2 separate regions of the Homo sapiens genome follow, and region 2 is linked to region 1. Evidence: chromatin contacts called from ENCODE Hi-C data. All regions are on one chromosome and are shown on one strand. Each heading gives the region's core, a stretch centred on a gene start or an enhancer-like site at or near the end of the contact. The rest is flanking DNA. Distances are from core to core; before and after follow the strand shown. Region 1 holds the start of TMEM271 (transmembrane protein 271). Region 2 holds the start of NKX1-1 (NK1 homeobox 1).

The links. Hi-C counts contacts between places; a loop is a spot of excess contacts on that map. Pooled maps may share reads with other maps.
Region 2: a map of naive thymus-derived CD4-positive, alpha-beta T cell shows a loop between it and region 1 (26-fold over the local background). The contact joins the promoter of NKX1-1 here to the promoter of TMEM271 in region 1. A Hi-C loop is called at or near these places in 1 of 168 maps with a recorded cell type or tissue (naive thymus-derived CD4-positive, alpha-beta T cell), 1 of 37 single-sample maps with no recorded cell type and 5 of 50 pooled maps.

What each region holds. Positions count from the first base shown.
Region 1 is chr4:574,902-577,683 of GRCh38, forward strand. TMEM271 (transmembrane protein 271) reads right to left here and starts at 1,394. Exons shown (of 1, transcript NM_001362796.2): 1 at 1-1,394. The coding sequence starts at 1,161. The coding sequence ends at 4. LOC105374338 (a long non-coding RNA gene) reads left to right here and starts at 2,267. Exons shown (of 3, transcript NR_148199.1): 1 at 2,267-2,782. RefSeq lists an enhancer at 49-742.
Region 2 is chr4:1,405,003-1,407,784 of GRCh38, forward strand. It overlaps NKX1-1 (NK1 homeobox 1), which reads right to left and starts at 1,440. Exons shown (of 2, transcript NM_001290079.1): 1 at 978-1,440. The coding sequence starts at 1,440. RefSeq lists an enhancer at 801-1,391.

The DNA of each region.
Region 1 (2,782 bases), core at 144-2,643:
GGATCAGCAGGCCCGATGGGTCTCCCAGGGCCGCGGCGTCTCGCAGGGCGGCCGGCAGCAGTAGGGGTAGGAGGCGTTGAGGTCGGGGTCCGAGGGCGCGTACCCCGGCAGCTCCACCGACGGGTGCCCCCCGCAGCGCACCTCCGCGCCCGCCTCGTCCAGCGCGTGGAGGACGCCTACGTTGATGTAGGAGACCGCGTGGTGCGCCGCGAAGCCCGCGCAGTCCCCGGGGGCGGCCAGGTCCGACTCCTCCGGGGACAGGATGGAGGCCTCGCTCGGCCGCTGCTGCAGCCGCCGCCCCCGCCGGCCCCGCCGGCCCCGGCGCGCCCGAGAGGCGGGCGGCTGCGCGCGGAGCCCGGAGCCGCCGCGGGGCCGCGCCAGGGCCCGGCCTCCCCTCCGCCTGCCGCGCCGACCGCGCCGGGCCTGCGACGACTTGTAGTTCTTGACGAGCAGGAGGCTGAGCAGGCCCAGCAGGCACTCAAGCGAGTTGAAGACGGTGGAGAGCACCAGGCCGCGCTGGTAGTCCTTCAGCTGGCGGCACTTGGCGGACGTGGCGCTGTCCAGGGTGCTGCGAGCGCGCGGGGCGCCGGGGGCCGAGCCCGGCGCCGAGCCGGGGGCCGAGCCCGGGGCCGAGCCGGGGGTTGAGCCCGGGGCCGAGCCGGGGCTCGAACCTGGCGCCCGCGGGGGCAGGCAGTAGTGCGAGTACTTGCGCTCCACCAGGGACACGGTGTCGCCGTCGATCACGGCGCCCGCGAATGCGCTGAGGACCCCGAGCATGAAGACCAGGACGCCGAGCAGAAGCAGGTTCTGGCTGCTCACCGGCCCCGGGGCCCCGGCCGCGGCCCCCGACTCGCCCGGCGTGGCCTCGGGAGCGCCTGCCGGCGCCGCGGGGACCCCCAAACCCGGGCCCGGTTCCGACCCCGCGAGGGGCGCGTCCCGGGGTCCGCAGCAGAGCAGGGCGGCGCCGAGCAGTGAGAGGCCGGCGGCCAGCAGCAGCCCGGAGTAGAAGGCGCCGGCGGCGGCCCCCAGGCGGAACGGCTCCCCGCGCAGCTCCGAGCCCAACGAGAAGCACTTGAGGCCGACGGCGGCGGCGCTGAGCGCGCAGGCGAGCAGGAGGCAGGAGGAGAGCGCGGCGCAGGCCCCGCGGACGCTCCACTTCATCCTCCGCGCCCGAGCCGGCCCGCACCCCGCGCGCCCGCCGCCGCCCGCCGCCGCCCCCGCCGCCTGCGCCTCCTCCCGGCGCCGCGCGGCCGGACCGCCGGCCTCCTCCTCATCCTCCCGCGTCCTCCCGGGCCCGCGCCGCCGCCGCCGGAGCCCGCATCCTCCGCCTCCCGCCGCCGCCGCCGCCGCCGCCGCCGCCGCGACCCCGCGCCGGGAACCGATGCGGCGCAGAGACCGCAGGGCGCGCGCCCCCTCCCCAGCCCGCGGGGCCCCTCCCAGGAGGCTCGTTCCCCCCCAACCCCCCACCCCGCCCGCGGCCCCGCGCGCCTCGCCCTGGCGCCGCCCTTCCCCGCCCCCGGCAGCCCCCGCCACCCCCGGGACGCCCCTCCGCTTCCTCCTCCCGGAGCGGGGGCCCCTGGCCGCGTCTCTCCGCCTTCCCTCCCTATCCGCGCCCCTATCCGGCGCGGGCCGCTGCGGAAACGCAGCTCTCCACCCCCAGCTGGCTCTCCCGGACCCCCTGGGCCCCACCCTCAGCGCTCCCCACCGCTCGGCGCCCCTGCGTCTGCGCTCCCCTCTCTCCCCTCTCTATCCACTGGGTCTGGGCCGCACTTCCCGCCCACCCGCCTGCCAGCGGCCGGGAAGCCTGTGGAAGTTATGGGGATGCAGGGAGAGGGGGAGAGGGGAGCTTGTGTGCTAGGGGTGAGTGGGTATGGGGGAGAGCCTGGGTAAGGAGAAGGGGAAAGGGGGAGCCTGGGAAAGGAGGGAGGAAAGGAGGAGAGCCCGGGTGCTGGGGTGGGGGGGAAAGGAGCCCGGGGAGGGAGGGGGAGGGGCCGGGAGCTGGGGGGGGTGGGAAGGAGCCCGGGGAGGGAGGGGGAGGGGCCGGGAGCTGGGGGGGGGTGGGAAGGAGCCCGGGGAGGGAGGGGGAGGGGCCGGGAGCTGGGGGTAAGGGAGGAGTGAGCCTGGGTGCTGTGGGGGGAGGGGGTTGTTCAAGGGATGGGGACGATCAGGGTCTCTGGGAAGTGCTGACGTGTGCGCGTGTGCGGTGTGTTGCTTGTGGGTGCGTGTGTGGTGTGTGCATGTGTGTGCGCGCGCGTGTGTGCGGGGTGTGCCGTGAGCGTGTGCCCGCGGTTCGGGGGATGAGTAGGGGCGCTGACTTTTAGGACCAGCCATTTGAGTCAAGCTGGAGACGACGTCTTAGAACCTAGGATGAGTCTCGTTTGGTTTTAGTCTGCAAAGCTCGTCTGCATCAGACAGGAATTTTCCCCAGACGCGGGTGCACGTGAATTAATTCATCAGAAGGCGGTTCACGGCCTGAGTGAGGGGGACGAGGGCGGCGAATTCCTCCGCCTCATTCCTACCCTGACGATTCGAGGTGGGTGAGAGGAAGGCGTGGGGCGGCTGGGTGCGTGGGGTGGGGGAAGGTCACCTCTTCGGCCTCTCTGGGCCCTCCAGCCTCTTCCTGAGAGGAGCTCGCCTCGGCCCCTTGGTTGGGGGGATGGGAGCGTCTCCGGAAGGCCCTCGGCCGAGCAGCTGGGCCTGCACCCCTGGTCCCTTCCAGTTCGTTTCTGCTGCGGCGGCAAGAGGCTGGGGAGCCGATGACTCACCCTGCCGGCTAATTGCA
Region 2 (2,782 bases), core at 190-2,689, 830 kb after region 1:
GGGATCCCGGCCTTCCGCCCCATAGACTCCCCGCAGGTGGAGGCTCTGAGCGCAGCCGCCGCAGAGTCCGTAGGGTCCCCTCCACTCAGCCGGATTTGTTCGCCCTCCATCTCGGCCGACCCGGAAGAGGCCCCGCGCAGGTGCGGCCCGCAGCCTCCAGGCGCAGAGCCGGTGGCCGCGGCCCAGCCCGGTCCGCCCCGCGCTGTCCTCCCTGTGCTTCAGTAGGGCCGGAAAGTTGGAGGGAGGAGGAGGGGACACAAAAAGCAATCAGGAGCAGGTCGAATGCAATTCGCGATCAATAGCGGCCCCTAATAAGTGTAATAGGTTTTAATCGAGTAATTATCCGAATTTTGACCCTATAATTTAGATGTTCGGGGGGAGTTTGCAAGGTGCTTGAAAGAGATATGCACGCGCCGTAATGGGATATCGACCCGACCGGGGGCGCGGGCCGCCCCATTACCGGCCGCTTTCCGCCGCTAAGCACATTTCCCCTTAACTGTAATCGAAGGGATTTAATTGTTTTTCCAGCGATAACCAGCGTTTTGTCACAATTAGTCTGATTTGTCCAAAAAAAAAGAGAGAGAGGGAGAAAGGAGGGAGGGAGGGAGGCCTCGGGCGGGCACAGTGGGGGCGGGGAGGTCACGGGCCAGCCACCGCGAGCGGCCCCTCGCCTCCTGCACCAACTACCCTTCTAGGCCGGAGACGCGCGGAGGCGAACCCTGGACCGGCCTCACAGCCCTGCAGCCCCTGGGCCTGACCCGGCTAAGCTTCTCCAGAGGAGCCTGGCGATGCAGGCCCTGCAGTCCGGGTCGGATGGAGGCCACGGGTGGGCTGGTGCGGACCCGGCGCTCAGCGAACTTTCCACGGAGCCTCGGCGTGGGCCAGACCCAACTCGCCACGGTGTCCCAGGGTCGTAAACGCATAGAAGCCTCCGGTCCCCCGTCCCTGCGACCTGGTGCCGGGCGCATCCTACTCACTCGGCGGCTCAGCTCCGGCGGCTCCGACTCCCCCGGCGCCGGCGAGGGCGCGGCGCTCCAGCTCCTCCGCGCGTGGCGGGCGTCCCGAGGCGGCGGGTGCAGGGGCGCATGGGGCCGAAGCGCAAGGGGCGCACGCAGCGGGAGCCACTGGGCCCAGCAGCACGCAACGACGCCTCCTGCTGTTGAACTTGTTGGGGTCCAGGATGTCCAGTACCGAGAAGGAGGTGGGGCGCAGGGGCGCTGCGGGCCGGGCCGCTCCAGCCCCCTCGGGCGCCGCAGGCACAGTGTCGCTGGCCGCGAGCGGCGGGGCTCCAGCGCGGGGAAAGGCCGGCAGCTCGGCGCGCCCGTCCATAGCTTCCTGGGCAGCGGCGGCGGGAGCGGGCGGTGCGGGCCCCGAACCTGGCTGGGGAGGCGGCGGTAGCGCGGGAATGTCCCCAGGAGCCTCGGGGCCGCTAGCGCTCATGCCGGCCTCCCGCCGCTCCGGCGGCTCGGGCCCCGCCACCTACTGGGCTCCCATCCCTGGCGGCCCCCGCACCTCCACACGACCCCGCGCAGGCGGCCGCTGCTCCGCTCGCTCTCGGCGCCGCGCCCTGCGCTTGGCCGGTGCTGCCTTCGCCGCCGCCTTAGGCGCCCGCGGCGCCCGGTCCGCGCATTTATGGCAGCCCCGCCGGAGGCGCCCACGCGCCCACACGCCGAACACACGTGCGCCCGCAGGCGGCCGCGGGGCTCCGCCGCCCTCGTTAGCGCGCGCGCCTAATTGGCTGCGAACGGTCCCGGGCCGAGGAGGCGGACCCCGCACAGGACACACGGACGGAGCCGCCGGGCGGGACGAACAGACACGCAGCCCGGAGCCCAGAGCGGTCCGCAGGCGGCTGTGGTGGTCAGCGGCGCGTCGCTGCGCCTCCGCTCGTCCGGAAACGGCGCGCCAGCCTCCTTGGCTAAGGGGGAGGAGACAGCCCCGGCTTTTAAATAATTGCGGGATCAATCTGCGGCGGGGCCGCAGCGACCCCAGGGCGCGCGGGCCAGCGAGCGCCAAGAGTTGGCTGGGACATCCCGGCGCAGGATGCGGTGACTGGCCTGGCCTCTCCTCCGGGCCCCCAGCGCGCAGGGCCCTGAGCTCCGAAGGCTCCCACAGCTCTGGCGCCCCTCGGCAGTTGGGGTGGGGATGGGGGGAGAGGTTCTCACGCGCGATTCTCCGAGTCTCCGCCGGGTCTGCAGCCCCCTCCCGCGCGTTCCGTGGGTCTCGGTCCCGCCTCTCTCACTTGCTCCCGCTTGGGGTCTCCTTTTGCGTCTCCAGGGTCTCTCTTGCTCAGGGTCTGTGCCCCTCCATCCCTTCCCACGCCCGCCCCTTTCACGTCGTCAAATTAGGGCCCGACCTGGAGTGCCAGCAGAGGGGCGGAGCCGGCGGTCCCCGGGCCGCTCATTAGAAGTGGAATCGAAAATGAGAGACTGCTTGTCCCTCTTAACCCGCCCCCAAAAGGGGGACCGACAAATTGCACACACAGCAGGCGGCCTACATAAAATCGATCCTCTTCAAGTAAGGAGAAAATGTGTGTTTCTTCCAAAAAGAATACGACAAATGCCCCCTTCTCCACATCTGGATAAATAGGAAGCCCCGCGGCCTGAGTCTTTATTTGGGTACGTTTTATCTACAGCGGCGGTGTTTGCAGGACAGGGCCCTGCGGCCCGCGGCCCTCGGCCCTCGAGGATTGGGCCTGGCGTCCGGAGTCCCAGTGCGGGATCGTGGTAGCTCCCCGGCGGGTCGCTCCTCTCCCTCCTCCTCCTGCCCACGCAGCGAGCAGCCA